Linked DNA regions of Homo sapiens: region 1 is linked to region 2. Evidence: chromatin contacts called from ENCODE Hi-C or POLR2A ChIA-PET data. All regions are on one chromosome and are shown on one strand. Each heading gives the region's core, a stretch centred on a gene start or an enhancer-like site at or near the end of the contact. The rest is flanking DNA. Distances are from core to core; before and after follow the strand shown. Region 1 overlaps LOC105372646 (a long non-coding RNA gene). Region 2 has its middle 60 kb from the start of LINC00494.

What was found. A loop is a pair of places that touch in the nucleus more often than their neighbours do. ChIA-PET counts read pairs that join two places held with the same protein, here RNA polymerase II (POLR2A). Pooled maps may share reads with other maps.
Region 1: a loop to region 2 is called in a map of PC-9, with 19 times the contacts of the local background. The contact joins two enhancer-like sites. A Hi-C loop is called at or near these places in 1 of 168 maps with a recorded cell type or tissue (PC-9) and 2 of 50 pooled maps. POLR2A ChIA-PET finds 5 or more read pairs at or near these places in 3 of 52 experiments (Caco-2, PC-9 and Panc1).

The regions. Positions count from the first base shown.
Region 1 is chr20:48,535,851-48,540,011 of GRCh38, reverse strand. The region is part of intron 2 of LOC105372646 (a long non-coding RNA gene); the gene reads left to right. Among named protein-coding and RNA genes, the nearest start is that of LINC00494, 180 kb to the right of the region's middle. Within about 2 kb of position 1,416, at least 2 of the 41 ENCODE cell types and tissues checked have a DNase peak (open chromatin) inside an H3K27ac peak, as active enhancers do; they include PC-9, where a contact is called at or near this core.
Region 2 is chr20:48,297,470-48,301,530 of GRCh38, reverse strand. No RefSeq gene overlaps it. Among named protein-coding and RNA genes, the nearest start is that of LINC00494, 60 kb to the left of the region's middle. Within about 2 kb of position 2,275, at least 4 of the 41 ENCODE cell types and tissues checked have a DNase peak (open chromatin) inside an H3K27ac peak, as active enhancers do; they include PC-9, where a contact is called at or near this core.

The sequences.
Region 1 (4,161 bases), core at 167-2,666, 240 kb before region 2:
ACTTTGTATCCTTTAATCCAATCAAGTTGACACTCAACCATCCCAGTTCCCTATAGAAAGTAAAAGAGAACATCTTGACCCATGTCCTTGAGTGAGTTGTTTTTCAGGAGCTAGGACCCCACCAGATGGAAAATGCTGACTGTTTTCATGCAGACCTCAGATAAAGGGGAACTGGGACTGAACCTGACCCCCAATTTTGTTCTAAATCTCTTCCTGAGGGGCCTGTAGAGAGTCACACCTATAGGCCAAACCTTAACATTCCTTTCAGCTGACCCTAAGTATTTTAGACAAACCTTGTTTTTTAAATCCATTGCAAATCAAAGAATCTCTGAATCCACCTGTGACCTTCAAGCCCCCAATCCAAAATATCCTGCCTTTTTAAAGGTAGACCAATATGTAACATCCATGTATTGGTTTATGATTTTGCTGGCAACTTCTCCTTTCCTGAAACTTACCCCTGCCTTTAAAAACCCTTCCTTATAAGCCCCTAAGAAGTTTGCATCTCAAGCATCAGCTGCCTGATTCTCCTTGCTGGTGCCCTACCTTAAAGCCTTGTTTCTCTTGCTACAAACCTCAGTGTCAGTGCTTGGCTTTGCTGCACCAGGTGAGCAGACCCAGCTTTGGTTCAGTAACATTGGGAGGGTAATTGTACCTACCTTCTCTGGTTTCTATAAATTGGGAATTGTTCATTTGCTGAACGATGGAAAACCCAACCCCACAGTCTGAGGGGAAAAAAGGATTTATTGGTGCAGATAACTGGAGGGTTCCAGAAAGGGACTGCCTCAGGCATGACTCAGGAAGAAGTGGGGACCAAAGGGAGGAATTTGGTAACAAGGTAAATATTTACCCCAAACCCAAGTTCCAAATAATAGTCTTTGGCTTTTGTGGCATATCCAGGTCAAATGATGGTAACACTGACAAATACGGGCGTAATCTCACACAAGCTCAAGGAAAAAGCAGATTCGTGGAGAGATGAACAGCTGAGGTCAGAACCCCTGTGTTCATGGAATGCAGGACACATCCCCTGTCTGTGTATCTATGGCCTGAGGGTCCTGACTGGCTTACCTGTTCCTGTTATTTTCACAATAAATTTGTTCAGGTCACCAACAATTCCAGCTTGAAAGGACCACAGAATCTCATCATAACCTGGGTGTTTGAATCCCAAATGTAGACTGTCCAAATGTCCATAGCTATCCTCAAGATTTCCGCAGCATGAAGCTGACATTTTTTCCTGCTCCTCCCAGCTCTCGTTTCTGGCCTCTGCTGAGCTCTTAACTCTCCACATTGTTTCTTGTAGCTGCCCGTCTTGTTTCTGCAGGAGTCCATTCATCTTGGGAAAAAAAATAGCCCAGAGAAATCTGAGCTATGTTAGGTATGCAGAAGGTATCAGGTCCAGGGAGACATGAGTATGAAACTTCAGTCACCCCTCTGGCCCCATGCCCAGGAGCAAGAGTTTAAAGGCGTTTTAGTCATGACTAGCTGCCTTCCCGATTATCTTGATGTTCCTGGAGTTTGTGATACAAAGAACAATGTGTAGCCAGTCAATGGTCTGTGTTATTTTAATGCAAATTCTTGGTGAACAACTTAGAAAGTGCCTCTTCTTTTTTCCTTAAAAACCCACTTGTAACTCTGGCTAATTATCTTGCATGTTCAGGGCAAATTGGATCTATGCTTCCGGGTGGTCATCCTCAAGCTTCGAGCTCAAACACTATAGTTAGTCATAATTTCTGAAACTCATTATTTAAGGTTGACACATCCAAGCATGGTGTGGGCTCCTCCTTGTATTTTTTTTTTTTGTTTTTGTTTCCTTAGAGTCAGGGTCTTGCCGTCACCCAGGCTGGAGTGCAGTGGTGCAATCATAGCTTGCTGCAGCCTTGAACTCCTGGGCTCAAGCGATCCTCTCGCTTCAGCCTCCTGAGTAGCTGAGACTACAGGTGTGTGCCACCATGCCCTGCTAATTTTTAAAAAATTTTTTTTGTAGAGACAGATTCTCACTGTGTTGCCCAGACTGGTGTAAACCAAAAAATAAAATTCTGAGGCCCTCAACCAAGTGAATGGATCCCTCCTCTCAGCAAAGGGCATTCCAAAGTAAACCTGGAACGAGAGTGCAGGGCACGATGGGAATGGCTTATGCCTTCCTCTTGTTGGAATTGAGGCACAGCTGACCAGCATTAACATTAAGGCAGAGACCTAAAGGCTGACAAATGACTCTTTGTAGCATTGTGACACATCACAAAATGACAGCAGGTTCTGAAAGAAATCCAAGTATTTTACCCTAAAATATATTAATTGGACCTATTTTGAAATGGCCCTGCAAAGCTGTCTCTGGTGGGAAAAATCTACATTCTGTAGAGAATCTCTTTCCCTTTCCAGGCCTAATTCCTGACCTGGGAGAGAATTAACTAAGAGTCTAAAAAAGAGACCTTTTTAGGCCTGATTAGAGCTCTGAAGGCTGCTCCTGGAGGCTTCATCTGTATGATAAAACCTTGGTCTCCATAACCCCTTATCTTAACCCAGACACTCCCTTCTATTGATTCCAGGACTTTAGGTAATAAGTTAGCACTTTCAACCAATTGCCAATCAGAAAATCTTTGAATCCACCTATGACCTGGAAGCCCCACCCCTCGCACCCTTCGAGTTGTCCCACCTTTCCTGACCAAACCAATATATATCTTACCTGTATTGATTGATGTCTTATGTCTCCCTTAAACATATAAAACCAAGCCATAGCCCAACACCTTGGGCACATGTTCTAGGATCTCCTGGGGCTGTGTCATGAGCCCCTAATATGGTCACTCATATTTGGCTCAGAATAAATCTCTTCAAATATTTTACAGAGTTTCAATCTTTTTGTTGGCACTGGTCTTGAACTCCTGGCCTCAAGCAATCATCCCACCTTGGCCTCTTGAAGCTCTATAGGCATGAGCCACCAGTCCTGGCCTTTCCTTGTTATTAGTCTTCTCAAATTCCATGTTCCTGGCAGCTGTGACGGACAGATTTTACTGGTGACGTTGGAGCAACACAGGTGGGTAATTTTATCTGTGCCCTGGTCCCTTGGCCACTTCTGCCACCTCCAGCATCTGGATGTGTTGCTTAGCAACCCCATCCCTTTCTACCTCCTGCCTTTGACCTCAACTTCACATCCCTACTCAAGTCTGAATAGTTCTTCTCTGGGCAACTCTTATCTCAGCTGGTGATAAATGGATTTTCTCACCTCCTGCCCTGGTAATACTCAAGGTGGCCACTTACTGGCTGTCTACCTTGCGGCAGGCACAGACCTATGCCTTGCACGCAGTATCTCACCAGTCTGCACAAGAGCCTCATGTGGGGCCTGTTCTCCCACTTTACAGATGAGGGAGCCTAGGATCCTCCACGAGAAGGGACTCAATGGTCTATAGGGGAGTTGGGGTTCACCTTGTGCTGTCTCACCCTGGGGTCCAAGCTCCTAACCAGGGTTCCCTATTTACTCAATTTAAATCATTCACCTGCCACTGTCTCCACTTTCCCCAGGATGATCCTTTGCTCCTGGGGTGGCCAAACATTTTCTGGCAAGTGCCAGAGAGTGAATATTTTGGGCTTTGTGGGACACATGGCCTCTGTTGCAAGTGCCCTGCTTTGCTGTCATAATGCCAGGCAGCCATAGCCAGAGACGATTTATACACAGATCAGCACTGCGGTGTCCCAGGAAAACTTGATTTACAAAAATAGGCAGTTGGCCTCAGGGCTGTAGTTTGCTGATCTCTGATAGCTTTCTTTAAATAAACCCATTTTTTTTTCACTAAAAAACTTTTATTTGAAAGAAACACTTAAATCATCCAGAGTAAATGTGAAACCAGCATCTCTTGCTGGGAAGGAAGGTAACTGTAAAAATAAAAACAGTAAACTTAAGCAGAGGTGCCATATTCTGCAGTAAGCCTGGGGGCTTCTCTTTCTTTGTTGGAAAGGATGAAAAGCTGGGCTTGGAGAGGTGGGAGAGGCACATCAGCACCAAATCAAGATGTTTTCTTTGAGGTAATTGGAAGAACCAAGAGAGACTGTATAGGATGTAATGTTACCGAGTGCCATGTTTGGTTTGTGCAAAGATTTCACACTCTGGGATTCGTGAAGCTCTGAGTAGAAGAGAGCAGGCAGTGGTGTTGGAATGTATTGCGCTCACCCTGG
Region 2 (4,061 bases), core at 1,026-3,525:
TATCATAAAAACTCAACTCAATATTAAAAGGAAGATGTTGACTCATGTAACTGACCATTTCTGAGCCACGTGGATGCAGTAGATTGGACTATTGTACCCAATCCCTTTCCTCTCTTCCCTGACATCCTCATTCCAAGGACTTTGGTCTTGGCCATGTGACTTTCTTTGGCCAGTGGGGTATTAGTGGACGTGACATGGGAGAAGGCTTTAGATATGCTTGTGTGGGATGCTTAGGATCTTGCCCTTATGGTATAGGCACAAGAAGGGCAGGCTCCAAGCATCCTATGAACCCAGGATGGAGATATGTGGAGGTGGATCTGGTCTGAACTCTGAAGCAGAGATGCACCAGTTGACTTGCAGACTCGTGAGTGAGAAAAAGAAGTTTTTTGTTTTTTTTTTAAATACGCCACCAAGATTTTGGGGCTGTTTGTTACAAAGCTTTGTTGAACTACACATCCCTCACTAAACCAATCACTGAGAATGGACAGGATAAAGTAGGTTTCTGACCTAAGCCCATAAGACTCATGCTGGAACTGAGGGTAGAATCAATGTTCTCTGGTGTGAACTGGGGTTTGATCCAGGAAAATAAAAAGGGGGATATAACCTTATTAAAAGTCATGTGAAGGGATGCTGGAACACAAAAGCAACATTTGCCTATAATGCTGAGCTTAAGCTTGTATTTTCTAGTAGAAGGACAGTTTTAATGCTTTATAAATATAACCTGTAACCATCTCCTATCTTTTTACAACTCCCTTATTATGGGAGCAAAAGCAATCTGAGCTCCTTTGATTTCTGAGTCTGTGGTTAATGATCAATTGTCCAGTCTCTTGTGTAGAACATATTTTCTCTCACCTTCTCCTTCCTATTTCTTAAAAGATTGAAATAAAATATACATCACACCAGGCATGACAGCAATTATTTGGCTCAAATAATTCCCAAATGGTGCCAAGCACTTTAGTCCCGCAGGTTCATTCCTCTTGTCATTTCATTTAAAATATAGACCTCGAAAAGTGTACCCTTGGCTATTTTCAAGTTTTAATCTCCATTGACAGAACCATTAAAGTGTCTGTCCCCAATGTCAGAGCTTTTAAATGCTCCTTTCCCTTTCATGATATGCAAGTTTGGGCGCCGGAATCCCTGTTTGCTGGACCCAGGTGCTGCCTTGTCAGTAATAAGTTTGTATTTTTGTTAGGAGGGCCAGAGAATAAGTCTTTAATTGAGGGTAAGTTTAAGGGAAGTGGTAAGCTTTTTTTTTTTTTTTAGATGGAGTCTTACTCTGTCACCCAGGCTGGAGTGCCGTGGCGTGATCTCGGCTCACTGCAACCTCCGCCTTCCGGGTTCAAGCAATTCTCCTGCCTCAGCCTCCCGAGTAGCTGGGATTACAGGCGGGCACCAACACGCCTGGCTAATTTTTGTATTTTTAGTAGAGACAGGTTTCACCATGTTGGCCAGGCTAGTCTAGAACGCCTGGCCTCAGGTGATCTGCCCGCCTCGACCTCCCAAAGTGCTGGGATTACAGGCGCGAGCCACTGTGCCTTTCCGGGAAGTGGTAAGCTTTTAATGTGTCTACAGAAAGTATATTGGGATGCAGGATGGTGGACTTACTAATGAGGATAAGCAAGGCAATGTTGCAACAAACAACAGTACCCAAATCCCCTTGGCTTAAAACAACAAAACACACTCTATATATCTCACATGAGTTGTTAGGGAGGCCCAGTTTATTTTAACTTCTCAGAGATCTAAAGGAACAGAAGCTCCACCATCTTTCAGTATCTGCATCTCAATACATGCTCCCATGATCACCATGGCATGGCAAGAGACCATAGAGAATCATATACCAGCTTTTAAATAATTATACTGAAACAACACATGTCACTTCCTCAGATTTCCTTGGCCAAGCAAGATCTTATGTCCATACATAACTTCAAGGATGGGGAATTGTAAACCTTTTGTGGGATGGGAAGAGGAGGGGAATCTAGAATGTTGGTGACTGCTGAGTATGTCTCCCATAGTTGAGTTTTAGTTACAGAAAGGAAAGAATTGACATGAAAAGCAACTTCACTAATATGATGGTTCTCTCTTTGGCACGGTGGATCTCGGCAACTTGTTGGGCTTCTAAGTGGATGGATTAAAGAGAAGCATCATTTGAGGCTGGCTTTTTTTTTTTTTTTTTGCCACCAGTCTCTTTATAATCTTATTTTTGTCTGCGTGAAGGTATTAGCATACATTTTCTGGGCTTCCAGCCAGATGAGTCATTTTCTTTGCCTATTTTCCTGTCTCCATGGTGCCCTGCTGTTTGTCAGAACCAAACAATGGTCCCAGCCAAAAACTGTGCTGGGGGTCCTAAATCCACCTAGCTTAGTGCCCAGATACCCCTCCTGCTCTCTGGATGGAGCTCACCCTCAATCAGCTCCCCGGCAGGACCAGGCGCCATGCATAGACAATGCCACTTGGCATCTGATAAGTAACATTTGGTAGCAAGCCCGAATCAACTTTTCATCATCCTAGACAAGAGATGCATTTGGGACTCTTCAGTCTCCCCTGAAGCCCTCAGGCAGGCTTCTGTCATGGCTGTTTGGGATTATGATAACAGTGCTGGGAGGTCCCCACCTGCACCTCAGGCCAGACTGGAGAGGGCGAGAAAGCAAAATTAAAATGTCAGATTCCTACTGGGGATTAGGAGGCACTCAACTCTAGCCAAGTTTTTTTCTCCCTGAAGAAGGGGAAAAAAAGAAAATAGAAAACCCAACCCCAATTCTCCCATCCTCCTCCACAGTCCATAAAATTATAAGTTAAGGGATAAAAAGAAGAGACATAATTCAGCAAACCAGTGAGGAACACTTTGCCTGAACTGATACATTTTTCTATCAGTTTGAGGCCAGCAAAGCAAAAGAATTTCTGTTCACACCTCTGGTGTGAACAAGGGCTGTTTCCAGGAGAGAGATACCTCTAAAATAGGGAAATAGAAGAAATTGCAGTCTGTCAATTATTCACAGTTTAGTCTAACAACTATCTAAAATGTAGCCAGAGACAGTGTGGGGAGCAGATTTTAAAAAGGGCTCCCAATGGTCCCCACTTCCTGGTATCTGTGCCCTTGTGTGATCCCTTCTCGTTGAATGTGGGCTAGACCTAGGGACTTGCTTCAAACAAATAGAATATGGGAAAAATGATGGGGTGCTACTTTCGAAATTAGGGTAGAAAAAAGACTGATGTAATGTCTTATTCTCCCCATCACCGGCTTGCTCTGGGGGAGCCAGATGCCAAGTGCTGAGCTCCCCATGGGGTGAGAATCAAGGGAGGCCTCCAGCCAACAGCCACAAAGAACCAAAGGCCTCAGGTCCGCTGTCTTGAGGAACTAAATCCTGCCAAAGACCACTTGAATAAGTTCAAAAGCAGGTCCTCCAGCCCCAGGTGAGTCTTAGGATGAAACCACAGCCCCAGCTGATACTGTTTGCAGCCTTGAGAGCTAGAGAACTCAGCCAAGCCACATCCAGTTTCCTGAACCACGAAACTGCTAGATGACAAATACATGTTTCTTTGAGCCACTAAAATGTGGGGTTGCTTGCTATCTAGCAATAGATAACTAATGCCCATGGCTAAAGTGGGTGGGCATACAAGCCTGCCCAGGGCAATACTATTTGACCAAATTTTCCTGCTGAAATTTCTTTGACGGTTTTGAAACCAGATGATCCCAGCTTAGACTGAAGCAGCCATTCTCAAATGTTTAGGTGTGAAGACTTCATTCAAATGGAACCTTATGGAAAAGTTCTATTTGTCAAACAGATCAAAAACAAGCTGCTCTGGCTGAACTGGCGGTGAGGGCTCCATTAGACACCCAGCTCTGACTAACGTCCCCAGAGGAACCTTCTGTCCACCTTAAAAATTCCGTAGGAACCATTGGTCTAGCTGGTTGGGGCAGGCCTGCCCCAAGAATACTCAGTGATAGGAGGTGTCATCAATGACTGACTTTAAGAAAAAGCAATTTTCCCCCTGCCCTCACCACGAGTATAGACTTGGGTGAGCCCCAGGTTAAGGCAAGGAGGATGGAAAGCTTCTGCAGC